Linked DNA regions of Homo sapiens: regions 2 and 3 are each linked to region 1. A link is an interaction called in ENCODE POLR2A ChIA-PET data of the cell type or tissue named here. Cell type or tissue: B cell. All regions are shown on one strand. Links, peaks and the distances in the headings refer to the core of each region. The heading gives the core; the rest is flanking DNA. Region 1 overlaps HSPA4 (heat shock protein family A (Hsp70) member 4). Region 2 has its middle 7.1 kb from the start of ZCCHC10. Region 3 overlaps FSTL4 (follistatin like 4).

Region 1 (9,915 bases), core at 1-5,000:
GGAGGGAGGGTATCACACTTTTAGCACTTGTTTGACTGTCTCCTGGTTGCAGGAGGACCAGTATGATCATTTGGATGCTGCTGACATGACAAAGGTAGAAAAAAGCACAAATGAAGCAATGGAGTGGATGAATAACAAGCTAAATCTGCAGAACAAGCAGAGTTTGACCATGGATCCAGTTGTCAAGTCAAAAGAGATTGAAGCTAAAATTAAGGTAATTTAAGACTTTTTTTTAATAGTCTTTTCTTGACAGCCTTATTATTAATAGTCCTCAAGTGACACTTAGGAGGGAACTTTATTATAGTGTTTTAGCTTCTAGGTTGAGGATTGGGTGGTGGGAGAGGGCGGATTTGGGTTTAGCATGGCTTGTAAAATTTGTTAATTTTATAAGAAACCAGTTTTCTGTCTTACCCATTCCAGGAGCTGACAAGTACTTGTAGCCCTATAATTTCAAAGCCCAAACCCAAAGTGGAACCTCCAAAAGAGGAACAAAAAAATGCAGAGCAGAATGGACCAGTGGATGGACAAGGAGACAACCCAGGCCCCCAGGCTGCTGAGCAGGGTACAGACACAGCTGTGCCTTCGGATTCAGACAAGAAGCTTCCTGAAATGGACATTGATTGATTCCAACACTTGTTTCTATTAAAACAGACTATTATAAAGCTTTAAGTTGTCAACTTTGTTCTAAATATCAACTAGCGCAAGTGAATACTGAAGATTTCTTAGTCAGTTTTTAGGGGATTTTCGGGGAGGGGAAATAGGTAATGTATGGAGCATTTTCACTTCTAAATAGTTAGATACAGAAATTAAGTGCATTGTATCTTTTTCATAATGGTACTATTTAGAAGCCCAGTTAGTCTTACTGAGCTTATGCTTCACTCCTTTATGTTTAACCATGTGTCTACAAGAATAAGTTTGTTTTGGAAAGTTGAGCTATAGCTACAGCTCTAGCTATCCAGCAGACTTTTCATTATGACTTACATGGCAGGAGCTCTAATTATGCTTTAAAAATCTGTTGTGGAGATTGCTTTAAATGCTCCCTGCCTGGTGTGGGGATGGGGTCCCCCTCTTTGTGAGGGCTGGAGCATGGCACGGCATGGATTAACACGGCAGAGGAACAAAGGTGTGCTCTGAGCTTCTTCATATTTCACCTTCACCCTCACCTGTGTTCTCTTCCCTCTCTCCCAATAAAAGGGCTCCCATTATAAATGCCATGTACTTCTCTTGGGAAAATAGACCCCCTTGCCTAGAGTAAGTTGTTAACTGAGGGCTTTAAACCTGGAGGCTCTTCCTGAAAGTATGTTCATGAATACCCCAAGCATCAAGGTCTAAATAATTTTCAGAAGATTAGAATTGGGTAGATATACTGTTGGATATAGCCATGGTAAATTTAACTGAGGAATTAAATCCTTGTTAATTTTGGTGTAAAGATTTGTATCCTGGCCTGTTTATTCAGGTGGGAGATGTTCTGTATAATTTTGAGGTATAGCTTGAACTCCTAGAACAAGAGTTAAAAGTTCTTTTTAGCTCATTCACAATCACTTGTGTGTTAAGTGTTAATATCTGTCATGAACCTGCCAATTTGTACGTGTTAAGCAGCTGACAGATGATGCAAAAAAAACTAAGATACACTGGATTGTACTGGATGAGTCTGAAATTAGTGTTAAAGAAGTGTGGTGCCTGATGTTATAACAACACCTCATTCTTAACTGTGTGGCCAATGTCAGGTATACCAAAGCATTCCTCTGACTGCTTTTTGGGGCAGTGTTGACAGGAGTGAGGCATTTTGGAAACTCCAAGGGAAGCCTGTGTTTGAGGCCAGAGTTGGTACCTGCTTTAAGAAACTGTTACAGGGCTTGTTGGTAATGTTTTGAATCTTTGTAAAAATTGATATTCTGTATAACAGAGTGCCTCTCTGTTACTTTTGGCCTATGTTGTTAGAAATAAGATGCTATCTTGCATAGTTAGAATTAAGCGTTTGTCCATCTCTAGATAACATTGAAAAGTTTGAGTGTTACAGGCTCTAAAGTGCAATGGAGAACAATTGCTTAGGAGGAGGAAGGGGAAAGTATACTTATGTTGGTGTGTAAGCATGCATGGAGGCCTCGAGGCACCACAACAAGGCCAGGTTCTTAGCACATCCTCTGTTCTCTACCTGTCATGCTTCAAGAGTTCCAGCTGGCCTGCTGTGAAGCCAGTAGCTATTTTAAAAGTGCTGGCTGCAGGATTAAGCCAACCCTTTACAACTGGCCCAGACCGTAATGGCCATTTCTTCTTAAAAAAAAAAAAATTTTTTTTTTTTTTTTTTTTTTTTTTTTTTTTTTTTTTGGTGTGTGTGTGTGTGTGTGTGGGGAAGGGTGTGGGTGCTGGGATGGGGGTGAATTTCAAGTTGAAACACGATGATGTGGTCTGCTTGCTCTCTGCTTAGACAGGCTTTAAGACCAATTGGATTTTCATGGAGGCCAGGACAGAGAGTGGTAATTGATGGCTTGTGTACAGACAAGCATTTATCCAGGTTGCGTTATCCAAACTGATTTGTTAAAGCTCCAGGTCACGTTCTTACACTAAGAAAATCATTCAGTAAACATGAGACAAGTTTAGGAAAAACTAATAAAATAAACCTGTCTTAAACTTGAATGGTTTCCTTAATTCCATAATGAAGGCTGCTGGGTGTGTGTGTGGGGGTGTGTGTGTATGTGTGTGTGTCTGTGTGTATGTGTGTGTGGGGTGGGGGCGGGGGGTGTGTTTTCAATAAAAATGTTCTCTAGGAGTAGGAACCCTCTGAGCTAAATTTCACTTAACATCCGTTGAAGACTTCCAGTCTGAAGAGTGACAGCTGAAGCACACTGCCTACTTTGTGAGAAAATGTTGCCTAATTTTTCTGTACTCAAACTCTCCAGTTGAGTCTTGGCCCAGTTCCTTTGGTGTTAGGAATCCTTGTCTTGCTCCTGTGACTGGGCCTTACTTTGAGGGTTTTGTTAGCAGAAGGCGGGGGTTATGGCATAAAGGTAAGTGCTAGGACTTACACCTGGCCAAAGAACAGCGCGGTCCAGAGTGTGCTAGAATAGTTGGCGCCACTGGATGTGTGGTGTGGCTGCGTGGAATGTGTGTTGGTGTATGTATGTGGTGGTGATGGGTGTTTAAAGGGCACTAAGCCAGTGAAAAAGACCTTAACTGGATAAGGCATGGGTCTAGACGAGGAGGGGTCAGGGGTCTTGTTCCCTGGGTCATGCCCCTTGCACAGTCCTAGTCCTCTGGCTGTAGGAGCAGCTTACCTGCCAGGGCCTACCCAGGGCCTATTGTAGCCACGTGTCTGAGAAACGTGTGTCTAGTAGGTTTGGTTTCCTCCTGAGCATGTAAGTGGTTTCTGTAGGGGAATTGTTAGATGTGGTAGAAAGAGCTGAGATAGCTGGGTGTGGTGGTGTGCACCTGTGATTCCAGATACTTGGGGGGCTGAGGCAGGAGGATCACTTGAGCCCAGGTGGTCAAAGCTGCAGTGAACTGAGATTGTGCTATTGCAACTCCAGCCTGGGTGATAAAGTGATACCCTGTCTCCTTAAAAGGTGGGGGCCTGAGAGATCAGGGTTCTGTTGTGGGGCAGTGGGAGCTGCTTTGCAGGGGCACAGGGGGCCTGGGGGTTGTTGGAGGTAGTGGGACTTAGTCCACCTTTGAGGGGACAGCCAAATGAAGGGGAAAATTGCTGGTTTTGGTACCTGCAGGAAGAGGGAAGATGTAAGCATGGTTCCAGCTGAAAACCATGCTTTAGAAGTTGGGATAGTAGTTACTCTTTGTGGAGTAGTGACAACATGATGTGAGGCTTGGTGATGCTTGTTTTTTGATCTGACTTGATAGTGTACTCATGTACACTTGATCTATTTCAATAATTTTAAGTGGCTTTAACAGAAAGGTGTGTATTTTTTTTTTTTTTTTTTGAGATGGAGTCTCGCTTTGTCACCCAGGCTGCAGTGCAGTGGCGGGATCTTGGTTTACTGCAACCTCTGCCTCCCGGGTTCAAGTGATTCTTCTGCCTCAGCCTCCCGAGTAACGGACTGGAGGCGTGCGCCACCACGCACTGCTAATTTTTGTATTTTTAGTAGAGACAGGGTTTCACTGTATTGGCCAGGCTGGTCTCGAACTCCTGACCTTGTGATCTGCCCACCTTGGCCTCCCAAAGTGCCAGGATTACAGGTGTGAGCCACCATGCCTGGCCTACATTTTTACACACACAATGTAGGTTATAAAACTACATAGCCTCTCATGTTTTGAAAGAACATTAAATGGGTTTGCAATAAAAAAGCCAGAAGGATTTTCCCAGATGAAGTGGTTTTTAGGGTGGGATTGTGGGTGATTGTTTATTTTTGCTTGTTTCTGTTTTCAGAGTTTGCTACAATAAGCATTTAGGGCCAGGCATGGTGGCTCATGCCTGTAATCCCAGCCAAAGTGGGAGGATCTCTTGGGTCCAGGAGTTCAAGACCAGCCTGGGCAACATGGGGAGACAAGCCCCTACCCCCCACCGCCTCCTGTCACTAATAAAAGCATTTAGGAATTTTATAATGTTAAGAAAACTAGAAGTGTGTTTTAAGAAGAATGGCTCCAAGGTTTCAAACCTAGAATACGGGATATGATTGTACATGTGGAGCTTCTAGTCTTGAGTCATTGGAGATGTGGTGGGAGTTTAGATTGAGAAGTTTTCCTGGGTGGGGTTGAGACATCGAAGCTCCAGGTGGGTGTGGATGGAAGCTTTTGGGGCTGGAGTCGTGTTCCTCATTGACGGGATGAAGGCTTGTGTTGAGATGTGTTAGGAAGAGGAAGTAAAAGCTTTGAAAGAAGGAACTGCCAGAGAGGAGTTATGATGCATAAAGCATGTTGGGAGGAAGGGAGCTAGAGATGTGAGATGTGGCAGTGGCCAGCAGGGTTAGATGCTTCAGTAGGGTGGGAGCTGGGTGGGGTGAAGGGGCTTGAGGTGAGGCTGCAGGTGCTGAGTACTTGGTCAAGAAGCTTGGCCTCAGCCGCCCCGTCCGGGAGGGAGGTGGGGGGGTCGGCCCCCCGCCCGGCCAGCCGCCCCGTCCGGGAGGGAGGTGGGGGGGGTCAGCCCCCCCGCCCAGCCAGCTGCCCTGTCCGGGAGGTGAGGGGCGCCTCTGCCCGGCCGCCCCTACTGGGAAGTGAGGAGCCCCTCTGCCCGGCCAGCCGCCCCGTCCGGGAGGGAGGTGGGGGGGTCAGCCCCCCCGCCCAGCCAGCCGCCCTGTCCGGGAGGTGAGGGGCGCCTCTGCCCGGCCGCCCCTACTGGGAAGTGAGGAGCCCCTCTGCCCGGCCAGCCGCCCCGTCCGGGAGGGAGGTGGGGGGGTCAGCCCCCCCGCCCAGCCAGCCGCCCTGTCCGGGAGGTGAGGGGCGCCTCTGCCCGGCCGCCCCTACTGGGAAGTGAGGAGCCCCTCTGCCCGGCCACCACCCCGTCTGGGAGGTGTGCCCAACAGCTCATTGAGAACGGGCCAGGATGACAATGGCGGCTTTGTGGAATAGAAAGGCGGGAAAGGTGGGGAAAAGATTGAGAAATCGGATGGTTGCCGTGTCTGTGTAGAAAGAAGCAGACATGGGAGACTTTTCATTTTGTTCTGCACTAAGAAAAATTCCTCTGCCTTGGGATCCTGTTGATCTGTGACCTTACCCCCAACCCTGTGCTCTCTGAAACATGTGCTGTGTCCACTCAGGGTTAAATGGATTAAGGGCGGTGCAAGATGTGCTTTGTTAAACAGATGCTTGAAGGCAGCATGCTCGTTAAGAGTCATCACCAATCCCTAATCTCAAGTAATCAGGGACACAAACACTGCGGAAGGCCGCAGGGTCCTCTGCCTAGGAAAACCAGAGACCTTTGTTCACTTGTTTATCTGCTGACCTTCCCTCCACTATTGTCCCATGACCCTGCCAAATCCCCCTCTGTGAGAAACACCCAAGAATTATCAATAAAAAAATAAATTAAAAAAAAAAAAATAAAAAAAAAAAATAAAAAAAAAAAAGCAAAAAAAAAAAAAAAAAAAGAAGCTTGGCCTCTGAAATGAGGCATCAGTCTGCGAGAAAGGAGGTTGGGCAGTGTCCTGTGTGTAAATGGGGATGGTTCCCACCACTTACTTGAGACCATTGGGAATCTTGGAGTTGCCAGTACATTCCTTGGATGTACTTGGCTTTGGCTGGGGCAGCCCTGGGCCATGACCCTCTAACCTGGAATGCCACTGTTTTTGTGAACTGCTATTTTGAGCAGATATTGCAAGAAGTGTAGAAACTAAAGAGGTGACTTCTTAAGCATCAGTCTAGGAGGCAAATAGGGAAAATGGCCAAGTTGAGGTACAAGCAACACATCTGGAAAGATAAAGGAGGGTGTAAATTTCTGGAGGATCAGGGAAGGAAAGACCTCAGAGTATTTAAAAAAATACAGAATGCTTTCCAGATTTGCTCAATATCCATGGGCAAGTGCCAGGCTAATCCTGACCTTATTCCTCCAGTTTCAGCACACGTCATTAGGACAGGGTGAGTAGAGACTCTTTACTCTCCCTTCGTAAGTGGCATTCGCCAGCTTCAAACACAACACAGAAAAGACTACAGAAAGCTGTGTTTTTATCGGGCCTGTTCACTAGTGTGTCTGGGTTTACATCCTTCAAGGGCGAGATGGACTATTAGATTTGGAGTCCTGGATCAGTTGAGGGAGAGAAAGCACTGCAAGTACTTTATCACAAGTAAGCAGACCTTTACTCACCACATACTGGAGGTCTCCCATTTTTTTTTCTACATGAACTTTAAAATGTATTTTAAAATATCTATTATTTAAATTAGACTCAGCTAATGCTTGCAGAAGAGAAAGCTGGAAACAGATGGTCTTGGAAGACCAGTCAGTGGCCCAGCTTCCAGGATGTAAATCCCAGCAAAGGATTTCTAAGGATGAGCTGGGTCAGTATATATTCCACAAAAGGATGGTTCCAGTTATAGGGTACCTTTCAGGAGTGCCAGTGGGGAGCTTTGTAGGACCCGTGTAAGGCTGCCATGAGGAGCCGGTGAGCTGTCTGGGTTAGGAAAGTTGAAAGGGCCCATGCAGTGGTAAAGGAGGCCGCAGCATGAGTGAAGGTCTTTCCTCTGTGACTGGTCCTGTCCTTGTCTTCTACATCCCACAACTGAAGGAGGGACTCTGCCTGGGTTACAGCTGCCTCCGTGCAGCCCGGCAAGAAGCAGGGAATGGAGAAGGCGCTCAGTGAATACTTGAAGGCAGAAATGCAGTATTTTACTGTTTTCTATTATTTTCAATGAGGGGAAAAACGGTAAAACTCTTTTTGAAGTCATCAGACCTTCCATTTTTGGGGATGAGGAAAGAGTCTCACAGAACGGGTGGATGGCAGAGCCAAGAATTTTAATGCCAGCTGTTTTGAAGAGTGCTACTTTTCTGGAAAGTTGTATGGCTAGACTATGGGGCTTTTGCCTTCCAAGAAGTCGCCCTGAGTGTAGCATTAGTTGGAGTAACACTCCCTAAGAATCTGACGTTCCCCTCCGGCCAATTCTGATTTGGTCTTGTGTGAAATCGCAGTGCTTGTGTTGCCACATGGGGGCGCCATCGCTCTTCCTTTGCCGTGGTGGTTGGTTCCGTGCGTAGATCAGACTTCACTCCTTGAGGAGTCCCAGAAGTTTGGAGAACACAGACGGCCACCTCCTCTCCTTCTGGGTAGCTAAAAGCAAAATAAGTATGGTTTAACAGAGTCCTCAAGCTAGCAAGCAGGGGCTCAAGCAAGAAAGTAGGCCTTTTGCTACTAATCTCTTAGGTCCTTACCACCCAAAGTATGACATCACTGTTAAAAAGAAGAATCTTGGACTGCTCCCAGACCTCAGGTAGATCCCAGCCCAGTGCTTCTCAGTATACCTGGGGATCTTGCTAAAATGCAGATTCTGATTCAGCAGGTCAGAGTGGGGCTGAAGAGTCCATTTTTTTTCTTTTCTTTCTTTCTTTTTTTTTTTTGATGGAGTCTCACTCTGTCACCCAGGCTGGAGTGCAGTGGCGCGAGCTCAGCTCACTGCAACCTCTGCTGCCCGGGTTCAAGCGATTCTCCTGCCTCAGGCTACCAAGTAGCTGGGATTACAGGTGCCTGCCACCACGCCCGGCTAATTTTTGTAGTTTTAGTAGGGATGGGGTTTCACCATCTTGGCCAGGCTGGTCTTGAATTCCTGACCTCGTGATACACCTGCCTTGGCCTCCCAAAGGGCTGGGATTACAGGTGTGAGCCACCATGCCCGGCGAAGAGTCCATTTCTATCAAGTTCCCAGGAGATGCCTATCATGGACTGTGCTTTGACTGAGAAAGACAACCTATAGGAGCCTCAGTTCCTTCGCCTGTAAAACGGGGGTAACACCAGGCCTGTCCGGCATGTGAGATGATGCATGCGGAAGGCACTGAAGACAGGAAGAACAAAGGTATTGCTCACAACAGGTGTGCAACTTGCCCTTTAAAGTGCAGAGTAGCTGACCCAGACATAAGTAGTCCGAGTTACCATAGCCTCCTGGCCTTTCTTGTCCTTACCCCACCAGGAGCCCAGGCTCCAGAGGAACAAGGTAGAAAGTCAACCTAAGAACCAAAGATGTACCGCCCTCCCGTGTGACATGGTCATAGTCCCCGGATGGGGAGGGAGTGCTGCTTCCTGCCCCTGGGGTGACACGTGAATCCATCCCACCTGGATGGAGGAACGGAGGTCCCTCTTTCCTTTTGACTTGAGCCAGTCCAATGGACTCAGCCTCGTGTGATCCTATTAGTAGCTTCAGCAAGGAGCAGGAACAACACACTGACCCCTGTTCAAGGTGGAGTTCTGTAGCTGTGGGTAGAGACTCCTAGAAAGCAGCGATTTGCCTCTGAATCCTGGACATCTGCTGTAGAAAAGTGAGGAAGAGCTTCAGAATGCCTGGGCTCCGTGTGAGGCTCCTGAGGCCCAGTTTTATTTCCTTGCCTAACTTGTGGTGGAGAGGCCAAATATGCATGGCATAAAAGAGACAAGAAGGCCGGGTGTGGTGGCTCATGCTATAATCCCAGCACTTTGGGAGGCTGAGGCAGGTGGATTGCCTGAGGTCAGGGGTTTGAGACCAGCCTGGCCAACATGGTGAAACTCCGTCTCTACTAAAAATACAAAAATTACCCTGGTGTGGTGGCGGGTGCCTGTAATCCCAGCTACTTGGGAGGCTGAGGCATGAGAATTGCTTGAACCTGGGAGGCAGAGGTTGCAGTGAGCCATGATTGCACCACTGTACTCCAACCTGGGCGACAAAGCGAGACTCTGTCTCAAAAAAAAAAAAAAAGACAAGATTTCTTGGTGTATGAGGGTTCCCCCCTTCCTTCAAAGAGGATTGCCCCTTGGCATTCATCACTGTCTACAAGTTCGGTCTTGGTCATCTTATTTTGCAGATTTCTATAATGCCCAATCTGGAAAATGGGCAGAAGAGACAACACAGGAGAGGTGGAGGAGAAAGGGTGGGAGGAATCTCCTTGTGGACCAGCTCCCAGGCTCTCCTTTGAGGTAAAGCAGTGGCTCGAGTGTGCATCTGAATCCCCTGGGGGCCTGGTTACACAGATGACTGGGCCCGCCCTCCAAGTTTCAGATTCCATAGGTCTTCAGTGGGGTCCTGGAGTTTCATTTCTAACAAGCTCCCAGGTGAGCCTGCTGCTTTTGTTCTGTGGATAGAGAGTCCGGGTGACGGGTAAAGGAGAAATAACTGGGGCTGCTGATTCACATCACAAACAGCTGCGGGTGATGGAGGTTGTGGGCGGGAGGTGGAAAGAGCGAGGCTGAGTACAATGGTGAGGAGTAGGAGGAGAGGGAGAGGCACAAGCGTTTCTGAAGAAATGCCAAAGAAAGTTTGGTATCTCTCTGGAACTGTTTCTGAACACAGGACATTGTG
Region 2 (9,915 bases), core at 1,717-6,716, 73 kb before region 1:
ATTGGTTATTGTAACTATTCAGGAAACCTCGGTGCTGTAAATGGTAAAATTGGAATCTGGTACAAAAATCAAGTGTAGGTTTACCCTTCATATGCCTTGGCATAGAACAACAAGAACTCTTCTTCCAGTAGCATAAAAGAATTTAACTAACTTGGCTGGGCATGGTGTCTCACACCTGTGGAATGCAGTGACATGATCTTGGCTTGTGGATCACTTGATGTCAGGAGTTCAAGACCAGCCTGGCCAATATGGTGAAACCCCGTCTCTACTAAAAATACAAAAATTAGCCGTGAGTGGTGGTGCGTGCCTGTAATCCCAGATACTGGGGAGGCTGAGGCAGGAGAATTGCTTGAACCCAGGAGGCAGAAGTTGCAGTGAGCCGAGATTGCACCGCTGCACTCTAGCCTGGGTGACATAGCGAGACTTGTCTCAAAAAAAAAAGAATTACCCAGGCATGGTGGCACATGCCTGTAATCTCTGCTACTCAGGAGGCTGAGGCAGGAGAATCGCTTGAACCCAGGAGGCAGAGGGTGCAGTGAGCCAAGATTGTGTCACTGCATTCCACACTCTAGCCTGGGCGACGGAGCAAGATTCCATCTCAAAAAAAAAAGAAAGAAAAAGAAAAAGAATTTAACTAACTTGGCTAAATAAGGGAGTGGTTCAGAGCAGGGTGACCATTCATTTTGTAAAGAAGAGTGGCTATGCAAGGGGATTTGAGAGTGGCCATTCTGGGCCTCTGTGAGTAAGAAGCTCTGATTCTCCAAATGAAAACAGGATTGGCTCTTTCATCCACCTCTGGGCATGAGGGCATGAGTAGTGCCCGAAACTCCCCAGAATGAGGTGAGAGCTGCTTTCCTTAATTTATTTCCACTTTCCAAGAAGACCTAAAAACAAAATGCTCAATAGTTGTGTCATGTTTCCTTATCTTCAGATGAAGCTGCTTGGGTTCCTTAAAGTCCTCAGGCTTTGATGCAACACTTTGCTGTGACATAGATCATAAGGCTGTGTGATTGTGAGTCCAGGATTTGCTGGCTCCTCTGGTGATTTAAACTAGTCTGCAGTAGAAGAGAAGGAAATTGACATGCCAAGAGAAACAGAGATGAGAGACAGAAAAAGACCTACCTAGACTTGATTCGCTTTTCCTTCGATTATTTGGGGTTATCTCAGCTTCCTCAGTATATTCCTTTTTTTTTTTTTCCTACGAAGTCTCACTCTGTCACCCAGGCTGGAGTGCCCCAGCATGATCTTGGCTCACTGCAACCTCTGCCTCCCGGGTTCAAACAATTTTCATGCCCCAGCCTCCCAAGTAGCTGGGATTACAGGCATGCATCACCATGCCTGGCTAAATTTTTTGTATTTTTAGTAGAGATAGTATTTCACCATGATGGTCAGGCTGGTCTCAAACTCCTGGCCTGAAATGATCTGCCCGTCTTGGCCTCCCAAAGTGTTGGGTTTACAGGCGTGAGCCACTGCACCCAGCCTGCATTTCTTTTTTTATTAAGATAGTTCAAGTTAGGTTTCTCTTTCTTGACCCCAAAGGATCCTTGACTTTATCACCACAGGTAGGGTTTATCCTCATTTTACAAATAAAGGGACTGAGACTCAGGCATGTTAAGAGATTTGTCCAAGGCCCACAGCCTTGAGCTTTTTCCATTACACATCTATTTCTCCCTTCCAGCCAGTTTTGTTTGAGATAACACAGAACCAATTTCCTTATGTCAATTCAGATTCAATTGCAAGAAAAACAAAACAAAACTCTGGCCACATAAACAATGAATTTATTGGAAGTTTATTGGCTAGCTCATAGTATAGAAGTAATTGAACACCCAGGCCTTGCAAAGATCTTGAATCAGAAAAGTTCAGATCTCAGGACTGGGAACTTGTGTGCTTCCTCTTTAAACAATTGCCAGCAGATCATCAGGTTCAACCCCCTGCAGTATCTGTGTACCTAATATTGCCTCGGCTTGAGCTGAGGTCACACCACTGCACTCCAGCCTGGTAGACAGAGTAAGACTCTATCTCAAAAAGAAAAATACTAAATCAAGATTAAGTTTACATGGTGTGTAATGCAAAATAAAACAGTAATTATAATTTGTTTTATGAATAAGAATGGCAAGATAGCCTGTCTCCACAAAAAGCAAATATAGCTTAAGAACACTTTAGGGCCAGGCATGGTGGTTCATCCCGGTAATCCCAGCACTTTGGGAGGCTGAGGTGAGTGGATTGCTTGAGCCCAGGAATTTGAGACCAGCCTGGGCAAAATGGCAAAACTCTGTCTCTATCATATATATATATATATATATATATATATATATATATATATATATATATATATATATATGATAGAGCTATATTACATATATATAATTTTTAATTTGTTTTTATTTATTTAATTTTATTTTTGAGACAGTCTCACTCTGTCACCCAGGCTAGAATGCAGTGGTGCGATCACAGCTTACCGCAACCTCTGCTTCCCAGGTTCAAGCAATCCTCCCACCTCAGCCTCCCAAGTAGCTGGAACTGTAGGCATGTGCCACCATACCTGGCAAATCTGTGTGTGCATGTGTGTGTGTGTGCACGCCCAGGCTGCTCTTGAACTCTTGGGCTCAAGTAACCCACCAGTCTCAGCCTCCCAAAGTGCTGGGATCACATGCATATTAAAGCTTGCTGCAAATTTCCAAGTATTGCCAGCATTTGTAAATGTGTCCACTTTAGGTAATACAGTACACTTGTCCATTTATTATATGTTGGACCAGGATTATTTCTGTGACAAAATATTCATGTTCTGTCTCTGCATTTAAAAACTACTGTTTCTGGCCAGGCGCAGTGGCTCATGCCTGTAATCCCAGCACTTTGGGAGACGAGGCGAGCGGATCACCTGAGGTCGGGAGTTTGAGACCAGCCTGACCAATATGGAGAAACCCCATCTCTACTAAAAATACAAAATTAGCTGGGCATGGTGGCACATGCCTGTATTCCCAGCTACTTGGGAGGCTGAGGCAGGAGAATCGCTTGAACTCAGGAGGCAGAGGTTGCGGTGAGCAGAGATTGTGCCACTGCACTCCAGCCTGGGCAACAAGAGCAAAACTCCATCTCAAACAAACAAACAAACAAACAAACAAACAGTTTCTTTTCCATTTTCTCCAATGAAATTTTATTAGCAGTCACTTAAAAATCGATGTTCTGGCTGGGCGCGGTGGCTCACGCCTGTAATCTCAGCACTTTGGGAGGCCGAGGTGGGCGGATCACTTGAGGTCAGGAGATCAAGACCATCCTGGCTAACACAGTGAAACCCCATCTCTACTAAAAACACAAACAATTAGCCGGGCGTGTTGGCAGCTGCCTGTAATCCCAGCTACTCGGGAGGCTGAGGCAGGAGAATGGCTTTAACCTGGGAGACGGAGCTTGCAGTGAGCCGAGATGGTGCCACTGCACTCCAGCCTGGGAGACAGAGCAAGACTCTGTCTCAAAAAAAAAAAAAAAAAAAAAAAAAAAAATCGATGTTCTGAAGGGCTATTTTTTTAAATTTTAATTTAATTTAATTTTTTTTGAGATGGAGTCTTGCTCGGTCGCCTAGGCTGGAGAGCAGTGGCGCGATCTTGGCTCACTGCAACCTCAGCCTCCCGGGTTCAAGCGATCAAGCAATTCTCCTACCTCAGCCTCCTGAGTAGCTGGGAATACTAAAGAGCAGTGGTGCATTCATAGCTCACTGTAGCCTCGACCTCCTGGGCTCAAGCCATCCTCCAGCCTCAGCCTCCTGAATAGCTGGGATTACAGGCATGTGCCACCATGCTTGGCTAATTAAAAATTTTTTAGGGAGGGGGATAGAGACAGGGTCTTGCAGGTTCACGACCACATAGGCTGGTCTTGAACTCCTGGACTCAAGTGATCGTCCTGCCTCAGCCTCCCGAGTAGCTAGGACTACAGGTGCTCACCACCAGATCCAGCTAAAGGGCTTTTCATCATTGATAAACCCTCAAAGTATATTTTAATCCCTGGCATTTTTATGTGAACATACCTACTGCACTGCATCATGAATTTTATATGTGGTAGACTGATTCGTTAGGGCTCCTCAAATTGCAGGTGAACCAAAATCCATGAAAAAAAAGTGTATTTAAAGGATGGGAAGATACTGCAAGACGCCAGAGCAGGGAAACTAAGCACCTCAGCCCAGAACCAAGGATGTGATGCCTTTTGTCAAGACAAACTAGCCTCTGCTTTCCTCCAAGTAGTGATCTATTTCCTTCAGGCCTCTCTGGCTGAAAGTATGGCCACTGAAACCTTGGGAACACATTCTTATGATTCCACAGCCTGTCAAAGACAAAACCCAAGCAAATAAGGAAATTGATTTTATTCAGGCTGTTGTGATAGGGCAAGCACCTTAGATCTGAAGGTCAGACTCTTGACAGGGTATGTTTGTCCGACACTTATAGGGAGGAGTCGGTAATTCACAGGTGGGGTGTTTTATAGTTGGAATTGTTTTTGTGATCAAGCTGAATCTCAATCAGCTGAACAGGAAATATCTCTATGGCTAGCTAGTCTCAGAGGGACAAACAGTTCCCCTTATGAGACAAATAATGCAAATTTGGAGAGTCTGTGTCTGGTCTTGCCATAAGTAAACAGTGGTATCATCAGTGGTCTTATCTAAGTCCTATCCAGAAGAGTGATTCTTTGTAGTAAGCTGGGACAAAGAGTGTGTGTGTCAGCGTGGGGGTGAGGGGGGTTGGGGGGGCAGGTGGTTCTTAACCATCTCAGTTTTCCAGAAGTGTAGGACTTACACAGAGTTCAATGTTATGAAAACAGGAGAAAGACTATTCCACCAGCTGAGACACTCTGAAGAGAGCGCCATGTGCTTGGTCACATGTTTATCTGCTTATCTCTCCTTCAAATCATTGTGGTCCAGTGAGAGGAGGTGCTGTGAATAATTCAGCTTGTGTTATGCCCACTCCTATTGTTAGCATAGTAGAGAGAAGGGGGCCCGGGAAGATCAAGAAAAATCACCACCACAGTGGGCAAACTGTCAGAATTTAATTCCAGTGGAACTTAATTTGAAAACTTTTTCTTTTTCTTTCTTTTTTTTTTTTTTTTTGAGACAGAGTTTTGCTCCTGTTGCCCAGGCTGGAGTGCAATGGCATGATCTCAGCTCACCGCAACCTCCACCTCCCGGGTTCAAGTGATTCTCCTGCCTCAGCCTCCCAAGTAGCTGGGATTACAGGCATGCATCACCACGCCCGGCTAATTTTTTGTATTTTTAGTAGAGACGGGGTTTCTCCATGTTGGTCAGGCTGGTCTCGAACTCCTGACCTCAGGTGATCCGCCTGCCTTGGCCTCCCAAAGTTCTGAGATTACAGGTGTGAGCCACCATGCCTGGCCGAAAACTTTTTCTTATAGCAGAAAAAGACACAAACCTTTGTTCAAAATTAGATACAAAAATAGATAAAATTAGATAGTGGCACTGTAATGATGCTCCTAAGTTACCATGAATCTTTTTCTTGACCTTTAGACAGTCCAAGAAGTCTCACGTGACATCCCACGTTTCCTTCCTCATTCAAATCGCCCCTCCCTCTTTCAAATCTCAATTCTATAAAATTGAGATGGCAAGGCCAGGCGTGGTGGTTCACGCTTGTAATCCCAGCACTTTGGGAGGCCGAGGCAGGCAGATTACCTGAGGAGGCGGGCGGATCACCTGAGGTCGGGAGTTAGAGACCAGCCTGACCAACACGGAGAAATCCTGTCTCCACTAAAAATACAAAATTAGCCGGGGGTGGTGGCACATGCCTGTAATCCCAGATATCCAGGAGGCTGAGGCAGGAGAATCGCTTGAACCTGGGAGGCGGAGGTTGTGGTGAGCCGAGATCATGCCATTGCAATCCAGCCTGGGTAACAACAGCAAAACTCCGTCTCAAAAAAAAAAAAAAAAAATGAGACGGCAAATGTTAAGAAGCGTTGGTAATATTTCAAGTTACTCTGTTTTTGACAATTCTTTTGGCGGTACTTCCTAATTTCCCATCCTACCTCAAGGTGTAATTTGGCTTAATGTGAGCTAGAGGTCACAGAAATCCCTGTTCCAGAGATCCCTGTTCCCAACACCTAAGAGCTTTAAAGCCTCAAGATATCTGAATCAGTAAGGTGGGAAAACAGCCTATTGCAATAATGCTCCAGGGAAATTGGATTCCTTGGGCCAAAATAAGCAAATATAGACAGGAAGTCTTAGAGCTTAAGAAACACAGAAGAGTTTTTAAATCCTCACCTTTCCATTCCAACCAGCGAAAATGCAAACAGGGAAAAAGAGCTCAGAAATCTCTTCTTGTGAATAATTGGATTTCCAACCAGTAGTTAATTGGGCTTAATGTAATCACAGGTTATTCAATCAGGCTGCTATTGGTGAAATCTACGTGGTTTTCTTTTTTTGACCCTTAAAATTGTAACCCAGGTGTTACCTAGGGGCTTTGTTGAACTTGGAGAACTAGGTAATCTTGGCTACAACATCTAGGGTCTAAGGTAGTTGAAAGACGACTCTATACTTTTAGTGGTTTAATTTCACGTAGGCTTCACTGTCTCTGTTCCTGCTCCAGGTCACATCTGAATAAGAGGCTGCATCTCATTTGTGGGTGCTCACTAGAAATCCCACTGCACCAAGCATCTCATGATTTTATTGAAGGCTTGTGGGCTGCAGTAAAGGGTTGTCACATGCCAGATGATGTGACCACTGTCTCTCTGGCTCTCAATGACTTTCCTCACTTCCTCTCTGATCAGGACCCCTTCCAAAATCCCACAGTCCCTACATATTGCCTTGTGAAACTCCCTGGAAAGTTATGTAAATAAGTGTCCCCTCCCCTATATAATTTAACTCAAAGCCCACCCAGGCCTATTTGGATTCCTCTGCTCACTGGTACTCTGGTACCAACTTTTCCTCTAATTACATCAACACTGTGAGATATCTTTTAGGGTATTTTTTTTTTTTTTTTTTTTTTGAGATGGAGTCTGGCTCTGTCGACCAGGCTGGAATGCAGTGGCGTGATCTCAGCTCACTGCAAGCTCCACCTCCCAGGTTCATGCCATTCTCCTGCCTCAGCCTCCCAAGTAGCTGGGACTACAGGCGACCACCACCACGCCTGGCTAATTTTTCTATTTTTAGTAGAGATGGGGTTTTACCATGTTAGCCAGGATGGTCTCGATCTCCTGACCTTGTGACCTGCCTGCCTCGGCCTCCCAAAGTGCTGGGATTGCAGGCGTGAGCCATGGCACCCAGCCAGGGTATTTTCTTTTTTTTAGATGGAGTCTTGCTCTGTTGCCCAGGCTGGAGTGCAGTGGTGCGATCTCCTCTCACCGCAACCTCCACCTCCCAGGTTCAAGAAATTCTTCTGCCTTAGCCTCCCAAGTAGCTAGGATTACAGGCACGTGTCACCATGCCTGGCTAATTTTTGTATTATTAATAGAGATGGGGTTTCACCATGTTGCCAGGCTGGTCTTGAACTCCTGACCTCAAGTGATCCACCCGCCTCAGCCTCCCAAAGTGCTGGGATTACAGGCATGAGCCACCACGCCTGGCCATTTTAGTGTATCTTTCTAGTTCCTGATGATAGTTCTCTAAAAACTGGATGTTGGTGACCCTGTACCCCTAGCCACACTTGACTGAACTAGTTTGACTGATCTGAGCTGGGTCAATCAAGTCCTCTTACCTGAGAATTTTATGTTAGAACTAACGGTCTTTACTTTTCATCCCTGTGTAGGGCTGGTCCTGAAGCATGTATATTCAGAGCTGAGGGGCAGCCAGTGTCTGGAGAGAGAGAAATCTGGTCTACAGAGAAAGAAGGCTGAGGCAGGTGGATCACTTGAAGTCCGGAGTTCAAGACCAGCCTGGTTAAAATGGTAAAACCCTGTCTCTATTAAAAATACAGGGCCAGGCGTGGTAGCTCATACCTGTAATCCCAGCACTTCGGGAGGCCAAGGCGGGCAGATCATGAGGTCAGAAGTTCGAGATCAGCCTGGCCAGCATGGTGAAACCCTGTTTCTACTAAAAATACAAAAAATTAGCCAGGCATCATGGCACATGCTTGTAGTCTCAGCTACTTGGGAGGCTGAGTCAGGAGAATTGCCTGAACCCAGCAGGCGGAGGTTGCAGTAAGCTGAGATTGCGCCACTGCACTCCAGTCTGGGCAACAGAGTGAGACTCCACCTCAAAAAAAAAAAAAAAAAAAAAAAAAAAATTAGCCGAGCATGTTTGCACATGCCTGTAGTCCCAGCTACTTAGGAGCCTGAGGTGGGAGGATCTCTTGAACCCAGGAGGTGGAGATTGCAGTGAGCTGAAATGGCACCACTGCACTCCAGCCTGGGTGACAGAGCGAGACTCTGTCTCCAAAAATAATAATAATAAATAAATAAAAATAAATGTTTTTTGTAGAGACAGGGTCTCACTATATTGCCCAGGCTGGTCTCAAACTCCGGGGCTCAAGTGATCTGCCCACCCAGACCTTCCAAAGTGCTGGGATTACAGGTGTGAGCCACCGTGTCCGGCAACCATCACTACTACCTGTTTCCAGAACTTTTTCATTATCCCAAATAGAAACTCTGTATTCACTTAAAAATGATTCCCCAATCTGGCTGGGCACAGTGGCTCATGCCTGTAATCCTAGCACTTTGGGAGGCCGAGGCTGGCAGATCACAAGGTCAGGAGTTGGAGACCAGCCTGACCAACATAGTGAAACCCCATCTCTACTTAAAATACAAAAATTAGCTGGGCATGGTAGTGGGCGCCTGTAATCCCAGCTACTCAGGAGGCTGAGGCAGGATAATTGCTTGAACCTGGGAGGCGGAGGTTGCAGTGAGCCAAGATGGTGCCACTGCACTCCAGCCTGGGTGACAGAGCAAGACTCTGTCTCAAAACAAACAAAAACCCCATCCATTCTGCTTAGCCCCTGGTAACCTCTATTTTACATTCTGTCTCTGTGAGTTTGCTTATTCTAGGTACCTTATATAAGTGTAATCATATCCTATTTGTCCTTTTGGGTCTGGCTTATTTCACTTAGCATAATAATTTCAAAGTTCAGCCAGGTGGTGGTTCACACCCGTAATCCCAGCACTTTGGCAGGCCAAGGCAGGTGGACTGCTTGAGCCCAGGAGTTTGAGACCAGCCTAGGCAACATGGCAAAACCCTGTCTCTACAAAAAATATAAAAATTAGCGAAGTGTGGTGGCATAAGCCTGTAGTCCCAGCTACTCAGGAGGCTGAGATGGGAGGATCACTTGAGCCTGGGAGGTGGAGGTCTCAGCAAGCTGAGATTGTGCCACTGCACTCCAGCCTGGGTGACACAGTGAGACCCTATCTCAAAAAAACAAACAAACAAAAAAACAAAATAATGTTTTCAAGGTTTATTCATGTTCTAGCATTTATCTGGATTTCATTCCTTTTTATAGCTCAATAATGTTCCATGTATGGCTGGGCATGGTGGCTCCCACCTGTAATCTCAGCACTTTGGGAGGCCGAGGTGAGTGGATCACCTGAGGTCAGGAGTTCGAGACCAGCCTGGCCAACCAACATGGTGAAACCCCGTCTCTATTAAAAATACAAAATTAGCCGGGCGTGGTGGTGGGTGCCTGTAATTCCAGCTATTTGGGAGGCTGAGGTAGGAGAATTGCTTGAACCCAGGAGGCAGAGGCAGAGGTTGTAGTGAGCAGAGATCGTGCCATTGCACTCCAGCCTGGGCAATAAGAGCGAGACTCTGTCTCAAAAAAAAAAAAAAAAAAAAAAGAGTCTATGTATATAGCACATTTTGTTTACTCATCTGTTGAGGGACATGGGTTGCTTCCATCTTTTGGCTATTGTGAATAATGCTGCTATAAACATTGGTGCGCAAGTATCTGTTTGAGTCTTTGCTTTCAATTCCTTTGGGTATACAGGCACTTGTGAGTGGAA
Region 3 (9,915 bases), core at 1,977-6,976, 290 kb after region 1:
GCAGGAAACAATGTGGGGGACTCGGAGGCTGTAGCTTGTTTCCATAAGTGAAATCAATGCACCACGAGACTTACTCAGCTCAGTAACTTCTTAGCAATTTTTAATTACTGGAATGTAATTAATTCATTCAAAGTACAGCAGTTCTGTGGAGCACACCACACATGCCGAACTGATAATATTCTTGCACATTTGCGGGGTGCTCACACCAAGACAGTTCCTTGCATAAAACCTGGAGGAAATATCCAAAGAACACACATATTTGTTTTAGGTCACTTTTCTTGATCCTGGAAGCAGATACTGTAAATGGGACAACTGAGCTCCCAGGGATGCTGGACTACGGGGCTATGAGTGAACTGTCAGTTCAGTGAAGTCCTAGTTGTTTTCACAGATGCTGACAGAATCCGCGGAGGAGTGAGGAGAGGGTATCCAACATGAGAGACAGTCCGTAAAGATTCCCGTTTGTCCTTGAGGTCTTGGAGGCATCTCTGGCTAAAGCAGCTCCCAAAGGATAACCCAGAGGGTGGAGATGTGTGGCGTTTCTTTTGGCTATAAATTCCTTGAGGTCAGGCCCGGTGTTCTGATCATACTGGTATCCTCAGGTCCTGGCACAGCCTTAGCACCAAGTGGGCATTCAACAGATGTCTGTGAAGGTGAGTGGCTTGGCAGAAAACAGCCAAACCCTCTTCTGTGGAGCTTAAAGTGAAGGCCAGGAAGAGGGCTGGGGACAGAGAGATCCCTTTGCAAAGACTGAAAGAACAACAGCGGCTACTGGACAGAAATGTGGGTAGGCCCAAAAGTGGAAGGGCAACTGGAGGGACAGGAAAGGGAGTCTGGAGAGAAAGTGGAGGCCAGCTTCCAAGGCCAGACCAGGCTGAAGGTAGGCTTGTCCCCAGAGGCTCTGCCTGCTTTTGACCCCAGGTTCCCCTGGTAACCTTCTGGGTATCCCTCAGTTTCCTACTCTTTCCTTAGAAAGGAGACAAGGGTCTAGTTTCCTGATGTCCAGAAGCTCTGTGAGTTTGGGATGATTGAGCCAGCTTTCCCTGGAGAAGGTGCAGCTGGCTTCTTAATGACCTGCGGAGCAGGGAAGCCCCGCCCAGCAGTGGCACACGAGGCCCTTTCCACTGCCCATGGCTCCTGAGCCTTCCTTCTGCACCAGGAGGTCTCCTGGGGAAGAAGCATAAAGCAATTGCATCTGTTAGGGACATGCCTTGCTGAGCCCTAACTAAAAACAGCCACAAAGCTATGGGTGCCTTTGAAGGGCCTGCCACAGCAGCAAAGGCTGGGCCCTGGCTTGGCTCTGCCTGTGTGACTTGGGACAGGTACTAGCCCTCTCTGGGCTTCACGGTCCCTCTTTGGGAAATGAGAATGTTGCAGTAGCTTATCTGACACTGAGAGGTGACAGCATGCTGGTAGCCCTTGCTCACTCTTGGCGCCTCCTCAGCCTTGGCGCCCACTCTGGCCATGCTTGAGGAGCCCTTCAGCCCGCCGCTGCACTGTGGGAACCCCTCTCTGGGCTGGCCGAGGCTGGAGCCAGCTCCCTCTGCTTGCGGGGAGGTGTGGAGGGAGAGGCACCGGCGGGAACTGGGGCTGCGTGTGACGCTCGTGGGCCAGCCTGAGTTCCAGGTGGGCATGGGCTTGGTGGGCCCTGCACTCACAGCGGCCAGCTGGCACCACTGGCCCCGGACAGCGAGGGGCTTAGCACCCGGGCCAGCAGCTGCGGAGGGTGCGCCAGGTCCCCCAGCAGTGCCGGCCCACCGGGCTGTTCTCGAATTCTCGCCGGGCCTCAGCTGCCTCCCCGCAGGGCAGGGCTTAGGACCTGCAGCCCGCCATGCCTGAGCCTCCCCACCACTGTGGGCTCCTGCGTGGCCCGAGCCTCCCCAACGAGCGCCGCCACCTGCTCCGTGGCACCAGGTCCCATTGACCGCCCAAGGGCTGAGGAGTGCGGGTGCACTGCGCGGGACTGGCAGGCAGCTCCACCTGCAGCCCGGTGAGGGATCCACTAGGTGAAGCCAGCTGGGCTCCTGAGTCTAGTAGGGACTTGGAGAACTTTTATGTCTAGCTAAGGGATTGTAGATACACCAATCAGCACTCTGTATCTAGCTCAAGGTTTGTAAATACACCAATCAGCACCCTGTGTCTAGCTCAAAGTTTGTAAATGCACCAATCAGTGCTCTGTGTCTAGCTAATCTAGTGGGGACTTGGAGAACTTTTCTGTCTAGCTCAGGGATTGTAAACACACCAATCAGCACCCTGTCAAAATGGACCAATCAGCGCTCTGTAAAACAGACCAATCAGCTCTCTGTAAAATGGACCAATCAGCAGGACGTGGGTGGGGCCAGATAAAGGAATAAAAGCAGGCTGCCCCAGCCAGCAGTGGCAACCTGGGTCCCCTTCCACCCCGTGGAAGCTTTGTTCTTTCGCTCTTTGCAATAAATATTGCTGCTGCTCACTCTTTGGGTCCGCACTGCCTTAGGTCTGCAGCTTCACTTCTGAGGCCTGCGAGACAACGAACCCAGCGGGAGGAATGAACAACTCCAGACGCGCCGCCTTAAGAGCTGTAACACTCACCGCGAAGGTCCGCAGCTTCACTCCTGAAGCCAGCGAGACCACGAACCCACCAGAAGGAAGAAACTCTGAACACGTCCAAACATCAGAAGGAACAAACTCCGGACACACCATCTTTAAGAACTTGTAACACTCACCGCGCGGGTCCGCGGCTTCATTCTCGAAGTCAGAGAGACCAAGAACCCACCAATTCTGGACACAACACTGGTCAGCTTGAGTTCAGACTTCCCTGCTTGGCACACAAGGCCTTTCCCCAGCTTGCTGTGATCCACTTGTCTGCCTTTATCCCCAACTATGCTCTCCCCTACACCCAGGATCCCATAATCACTTGCTCTTCCCGGAGACTGGAGGTACTTCATGCCTGTACTCCTAGAAAGCCTTCCCCACACTCTCAACCTAGCAAACCTTCCCTTGCTCTTCAAAATCCACCTTGAAGGTCCCCTCTCCTCCAGCACCTTCTCTAAACGTTCTCATCTTCAGGCAGATGAATTCTTACCCCAGGCTCCACTGGCATTTCCTGAGAGCCCGGAGGTACATTCTAGGAGCTTTGTCCAGACTGGGGATCAGAGATACCTGATTCTCCCCTTGCTTTTCTACTAACCTGCTAGATGAACTTGGGTGGCTCCTTACATCTCTTAGCAAGACAGAGAAGGTGATCATTAACTTTGATCAACTGGAGGTCAAATTCTAGTCATTCATTAAATAAATATGGAGGGCCAATGTTCTTCTCTCCCCTCATTCACAGGAGGACCCACCACCCCTGACCTCTTAGCTCATTACAGAGTTGTCACATAAATGGGCAAGGGTCTTACAGCTTGTTGCATCTGCTCCTTGAATAAGCCGTGATGTTACAACGGCACCAGCATCATCCCTAGTGCTGTTGACACTGCGTAGAGAAGAATGCTCACTGCATGCCAGGTGCTGCTCCTGTCATACTCACAACACTCTATGAGGTAAGTGCTGGTATTATCCCCATTTTACAGATGAAGTAAATGAGGCACAGAAAGCTCACGTGCCAAAGCAGTGCCCTTGAGCACGTGCCACATTGTCCCATCAGCCTGGGCCTCCCTGATGCTTCCACAGGCCCCAGCACCTCTTGCTATAGGGACTGCTCCAGCAGAGTTACACTAAATCCCCTATCAATGCCTGACAGCATCACAGCCCTGCAGCTGGATCTCACACATCCCAGGAAGTGAGTCTCCCGCTGAGAGCTGGACTGGGCTGACAAAGCTGGGGATGTAAGAAGCTTTCCCTGGCAGGACAGAGAATACTTGTGGAAGTATAGAAATGCCCCTGGAGGTGTGGGGCCCAATTTAAATTCCTAAAGTAACAAGACTCAGAGTAACAACAACAGCAACAAAATAACAAGAAGAAGAAGAAAAAAATGGCTCTTTGGCAGGAAGCTCTATTTGCTCTGCTAACTTGCAACAAAATACTGAGTTTTTATGTCTGCTTAGTAACAAGTAAGAAAAAAAGATTTCTTAGTGAGCCTGTAGTATGTTTAATTTGTTTCCAAAAATGGAAATGATTTCCTGTCTTTCATTAGGTTGGGAACTCCCCTCTGAAGCACCCAAATCCACCTGCAACCGCCCGCAGGCTGAGGAAGCTGAAGGGGCCCCTTAAAACAGAACCTCTAACAGTCCCCTTTCTTCCATAATTTCATGGTTTGTTTGGAAAACTGCCCAACTATGACATTGTATCATCTGGTATAATACAACGCTGGCTTGGTGAGTGATTGCTGAAAGGGAAGCTCATCTTCGTGAACAGCGTAGGAGATAAAGCGTGAATTCAAAACCAAGAAAAATGAGTTTAAAAGTGCCAACTAATACACAAATAGGAATGCGATGTCACAAGATAACTTTGAAAACACAAACTCTATAAGAAGTTAAACAGTGAAATCCACCCAATATCTTGGCATTCTCTTGGTAGGATTTGGTGCTGAGGAAAAATGTGACTCTAATTTTGCTACAAGAAGAGATACATCTTTCCCACACCTCCTTTTGTCCCAGACTTTCAGTGAGACCCTGCTTGTGACTCAGGAGATCTGGGATCAAAGCTGTAAACTCTAGCTGCAGCAATCCTTTTGAGTCTGGTTGATTTCCCGTACATGCTAATGATCCCTAAATGATATATTTCATTTTATATTCACAAGGAATCCCATTGCCATAGCAACTGGAATGTGATACCAGAAGTTTTCTTGTAAATGGGTTTAGAATGCTGCCTCTTCTCCCTTGCAGGGTGGTGAAGGCTATGTGTCCCCCCACCAGTCCTCAGGAGAACCCCCTCCCTGACAGGAAATCAGGGCCTCTGGCCACAGACGGGAGCTCTGAACTGTAGCAGCTTAGCCCAGCACAACCCATCACTTCTCTCCTCTTGCTCCACACACTCCAGCTGCACAAGGACTTGTCCTAATATTGATTTCTGGGGACAGATAAAGTCCCAGAGAATGAAGTCACAACTTCTTCTTGTAAAGTCTGATAGAAATAGAGAATGAAAGATGGATGATTTTAGAATTTTTGCTTGCATGAAAAACAAGGTATTTTTTTGTTTCCTGTATTAATAACTCCCTGGAAAATTGGGACAAATGACAAACTGTCATTCGTGGACCTCAAGCTGTTATTAAATATTCTGCTGCCATTGTGGGGTGGGGACTGTAGGAACTTGTTCTTTATATCCTCCTTTGTTCCAGGACCCTCTGTCCCCACAGAGGTTCCCGACAGAGCCTCTGTCATCTATTTCGTTCTACTCCCCCCTGGAGCCATGGTTCTGGTGAAGGTGACGTGCTCACCCCAAGGCATTCACCTCAGGGCTGGCCTGCCTTCCATCCGTCAGGCTCCTGTGAATCAGTGCCCAGGTCTTTCCTGTTTGCTGGGCACTCCCTATGGGAATGATCGAGGAGAGGCAGCCCAGCTCTTCTGCCCTCCCACCAGGACTACAGCTGACCCTGAGGGTGAGGCACTGAAGGCTTTCCACTGGAGTCCAGACCCAAGAGGCCATCTGCAGAAAGAGAAGCCCTGGCTCTAGGTGGACATTGCTGGGAGAGGCCCCAGCAATGAGTGTCTGCCTGACACTCATGTCTTCCTTACCCACTCTCCAGCTACCATTAAATAATCTGGGCCCAGAAATCTCTCCCCAAACCTCCCAGACAGAACCCTTGCTCCTGCCTCTGCGTTCTTCACAGTTTGTGCATCTCTCTACTCTCGGCCTGTGGCCACGCTGGATTAGAATAAATAATGATGGCAGGTCTCATGAACACCAAATCCATGCCATGCACCAGGCAGCGTGCTAAGTGGTGCTTGTGCAGCCCCTCCTTCACTTCTCTCCATGGCTGCAGCAGGTGGGTACTGCCATTAGTCCCATTTTACAGTCGAGGAAAAGGCCCAGAGAAGCAGAGTGATGCAACCAACACCACACAGCTGGGAAGTACCAGAACTGAGATGCCACCCTTGGTCTTTCTGGGAGCTCACAGGCACCACTCTCCACCAAAAAGGGGTCCTTAAGAGAGGAGCACTGCTATACCAAGTGGGCGGCAACTCACAATGTGTGAAAACCTCAATGAGTCAGAAGGATTCGGTGGATAAATTCAATCAGCATGAAGCAGAACTGAGCCCTGATCTGCTCAAGGCTGCCTGCCCCCCGCTCCACGCCAGCTTGTCCCCATCACTCCTCACCTCGGTGGGTTTTGTGGTGGCTGGTTTTTCCCTCCCATTAAATGAGAAATGTTGTTTGAATAACCAATGGTGAGGGAGGGTGTGCACACTCTGATGCAGAAATAGAAACCTTTAGGAAGATGCAATTTGAAGGATATTGGAAACCAGAGAATGGAACATCAGTCTATAAAATTCAACACGGCCAATAAAGCTGGAGCAACTGGTCAAGTGTTTTAGTGTGCACGGTTGCAGAGGAACTGGCGGCACGTGGCTGGGCAGTGCTTCCAGAATGGGGACGTTTTTCCTAGGCTCATTTTGGCCTCATTTCCATAATGTGTCTCATGATCTCTGAAGCACCTTGGCATTAGCATCATAAGCACAGCTGTGAAAGTGTCCAAGACTATTGTCATCACCCGGTAAAGGCACATTTCCCAAGCCCTGCCCTGCCTAGCACTCTATGCTGCCACGACTGCTGAGTGGAGTGGCCCATTAGGTGGGTGCAGGTGACACAGATAGATGTAACAGAGGCCAACACACCTTTGCTCCACCACCTCAGCCATGAATCCGCCTCCGCTCAGGTGTGTCAGCATCATACCATCCTCAGTGGGGTTCTGTGAGGGTGAGGCAGGAGCTCTGCCCCTTCCCACTTGGTGCCCAGGCCTTTACAGCCTGGACTGCTCTCACGCCTTTGTCTTCTAGTGTTGCAGGCACTTGGCAGGTGTCTAGTCCAAGCCTCCTCCTCTCCTCCCTGTGCAACCTAAAGCACATTCCTGACCTCACATAACTCCAAGTGGGCTCTCGTAGCTCAGGCTATGTGGGCCTGTTCCCATCTGCCTGCAAGCTGCTTCTGTCTTCTACACACTTCCTAATTCATGTATACCCATTTTGTACACAAATATTTGTATACAATAAATACTTCCACAGGCCATGGCATGTACTATTTACCAGGGCCACATCAATCAACCCAGGATGTGCATTCTGACCCTTGTATCTTCAAGCATCTGGGAGCCATTGAGCATTTTCTTGGTGCAGGGCACAGTGCTAGGTGCTAATACATAAGCGCATAAGACAGCCATAGCCGCTGCCCTAATGGTTCTTACCGTCTAGTGGGAGCTGGTACTTCCCTTCTTTTCTGACTCAATCTCAGCCTAAAGCATGAATCCTTGGCCCCAGCTCCACAGACATGTTCTGATGTCCATGCAGGGGCTTCCTTGTCTTGCTCAGAGGTGTTCTGGACAGGCAAGACATGGGATGCCTTCCCATCAACAACTGCCCCAGGCCAGAGTTTGTGTCCTTGTCACGCTGGAAGACATTGCGCTGGTGTCTGCCTGACCACATTCTATGCACAGCACAGCCTCCTGATTCATGGGACTCTGTGCAGAAGGGTAAACATGGTCCTTGTCACAACCTTGCAAAGGCCCGTCCTATGTGGAGACCTGGGTAGTGCCCTGTTGCCTGGTCCCTAGTGAACCTGTACCAGCCAGGTTTTAATTTGACCTGCCTGGATTCTACTCCCCAAGGAGCTTCCTCTAAGGGCAGGGGTCTCTGGAGGTGGGACACAGAGTATGCATCACCAAAATGCCACTGCTGCTATTTTGTTACACACCAGTCTTTGTCTTTATTTCCTAAACATATGTAACTTGTAGACTCAGCACCCAGGTCACTTGTCAAAAAGGCATTGGAAGACCCATCACAAAACCCAAAACCACAGGGCAAGGGCCCTGTTCCTACCTTTGAGGAAACAGTCCTTGCTGTGGATGACGGTGATCCTCTTTCCCAGGAGGCAAGCAGCACGGTGGAGCTTACAGTGGTTTTCATAAAACCTCCCATCAGAGCCGCACACAGGCACGTAGCTGGGCCTGCATGCCTCCAGGCACTGGCATTCGGGCTCCCCTGTCTTCCTGCTGAGCACGCACCGGCTCCCTCGGCTGCAGAACTTCTTCCCGCAGGAGGCCAGCAGCTCGTTGTGGCTGGAAAGCCCTGCCAGACACACAAACACAGAGGGTCAGCTGTAAACACTCAGAGGGTCTGGGGTCGAGGGCTTCCTTTGTAGCTCACAAGCACAGACTCCATTTGCCTGTGCAGCCAAGCTACTCAAGGTGGGGCCTGGGGGCTTGGGGTCTCCTAGGGAGTCCCTGTCCCTCCATGAGGTGGTCATTGGTGCCAAGAAGGGTGTCCTGCCTTGCAGAGCTCAGGTTTCATGGCTGACTCACTCTGAACATCTGAAACACAACACCTTTCCAACCTAGGACCCAGCTGGGGGCTTTTGATCAACTCTTGGTTCTTTCTTAGGCTTACTTTTCCTGCTTCCAGTTGAAAAATGAAAACACCCAGCTATTCCGTGCTCACAAAGAAGCACCTTGCACAGAAGGACAAAGCCTGCCACTACTGCTCCCAGGCTCACAGTCAGCCTCCTGGACTAGAGGCCTATTAAAATCAATGACTTTTTAAAAAAGTGGTCCCCTCCACCCCCTGCCTGCAATACGTTTTCCTTCCTTCCTTCTTTTCCTTTACTATGTCATGACTTTGGACCAGGCTGTGTCTTAGGCACCTTAGGGGTCTCAAAGATGAACAAGTCATACCTTTCCCTCTTTCTGACTTTGTCATTCTGTAAGGTGGTGACATGTATGCAGATCAGGCAAAGAGCATGGGAGCCAGGGAGCTAAGTTTGGAAGAAGTAACTGGGAGTGGCGGAGATCATGGAGCGGGTGATGTGCCAGTGGGCCCTGCAAAGGAGAGAAAGGTTTTCCCAGAAACACAGCAGGCTTGAGCCAAGACTCCCCCAGCCGCCCTGTGGGTGGCATTTGCAGGTCTCAGGTAGAAGACTAGATGTGAGTAGGAGTTTTGTACAGTGGTGGGGTTGGGGGTCAAGGTGTGATTTCTGGGAGACTTGGAGAGCCAAGCAGAGAAATTTAGGTACACTACTGTAGGCACTGGGGAGTCACTGCAGGGAGGAAACGTGGCATAAGAAGAAAGTCATGCTCCAAGTGTTCAGGATGGGGGTGGGGGTAGCCGAGGTAGGGAGACCAGAGGCTGGCCATTTCCTTGGGGGAGAATGTGGTTCTCCATGACACACGTCATCAGGGGAGACACCAGCAGCCTTTCCCCACAGCCCAGTCCTTTCTAGCACAATGTTGCAGTTATGGGCAAGAAGGCTGAGCCCCTGGAAACGGGCGCTGCCACATTGCTTGAGTGTCCCCTGCACCCTACAACACCCACAGTGATCTCAGGCAGCAGCACCCAGAGCTCACACACCAAAGAGGTCAGGGCAGCTGGAAAGGGCACGTTTAAGTGAAAGGCGAAACAGGCGTCCATCACCAACATCACACTGCATTCTGGGAGTCTGGAAATGAGATAATCAGCACATGTCACTAAAGGTACAGATGGAAAGTTGAGAATTACACAGGGACACCAAAAGACAACTGAAATGTGAATACAGATTTTTACAGCCTCAGAAGACTTTGCTTTAAGTGTTAATTAAATCTCCATCAAAATACTCAGCAAGACAGAATGGCCCTAGTAATCATGACCAAACTTTTAGCCCCGGGTCCTACCCATGGGATTAAAATGTCTAAGCAAAAAAGAAGAAAAAAAAAAGAAAAAAATATATTTTTCTTGTTTTTGGTTAAGTCTGCTTTTCATCATTACAGATTTGAAAGGAAAAAAAATCAGTTATCGGCAGATTAACTGCTTGATTCAA

Evidence for each region. Peaks named below come from ENCODE experiments on the same cell type or tissue, not always from the same donor. Only the 100,000 strongest peaks of a DNase experiment are listed, where the experiment ranks them.
Region 2: POLR2A ChIA-PET joins it to region 1 with 15 read pairs; 7 of 35 experiments call an interaction of 5 or more read pairs at or near these places.
Region 3: POLR2A ChIA-PET joins it to region 1 with 10 read pairs; 3 of 35 experiments call an interaction of 5 or more read pairs at or near these places.

What each region holds. Positions count from the first base shown.
Region 1 is chr5:133,103,813-133,113,727 of GRCh38, forward strand. It overlaps HSPA4 (heat shock protein family A (Hsp70) member 4), which reads left to right. Exons shown (of 19, transcript NM_002154.4): 18 at 53-214; 19 at 421-2,637. The coding sequence ends at 624. It overlaps LOC105379178 (a long non-coding RNA gene), which reads right to left. Exons shown (of 3, transcript XR_948792.2): 3 at 7,256-7,703. Among named protein-coding and RNA genes, the nearest start is that of HSPA4, 57 kb to the left of the region's middle. RefSeq lists an enhancer at 4,705-4,754. In B cell, for the core only: no CTCF peak of the experiment used is centred there; DNase peaks (open chromatin) are centred at 2,149, 3,273 and 4,789; H3K4me3 peaks cover 775 bases; H3K27ac peaks cover 5,000 bases.
Region 2 is chr5:133,028,730-133,038,644 of GRCh38, forward strand. No RefSeq gene overlaps it. Among named protein-coding and RNA genes, the nearest start is that of ZCCHC10, 7.1 kb to the left of the region's middle. In B cell, for the core only: no CTCF peak of the experiment used is centred there; DNase peaks (open chromatin) are centred at 4,652 and 6,692; H3K4me3 peaks cover 2,464 bases; H3K27ac peaks cover 3,854 bases.
Region 3 is chr5:133,392,792-133,402,706 of GRCh38, forward strand. It overlaps FSTL4 (follistatin like 4), which reads right to left. Exons shown (of 16, transcript NM_015082.2): 4 at 7,947-8,195. CTB-3M24.3 (a long non-coding RNA gene) reads left to right here. Exons shown (of 3, transcript XR_948794.4): 3 at 2,474-3,285. Among named protein-coding and RNA genes, the nearest start is that of CTB-3M24.3, 9.9 kb to the left of the region's middle. RefSeq lists enhancers at 7,645-8,179, 8,869-9,783. In B cell, for the core only: no CTCF peak of the experiment used is centred there; a DNase peak (open chromatin) is centred at 4,140; H3K27ac peaks cover 1,394 bases.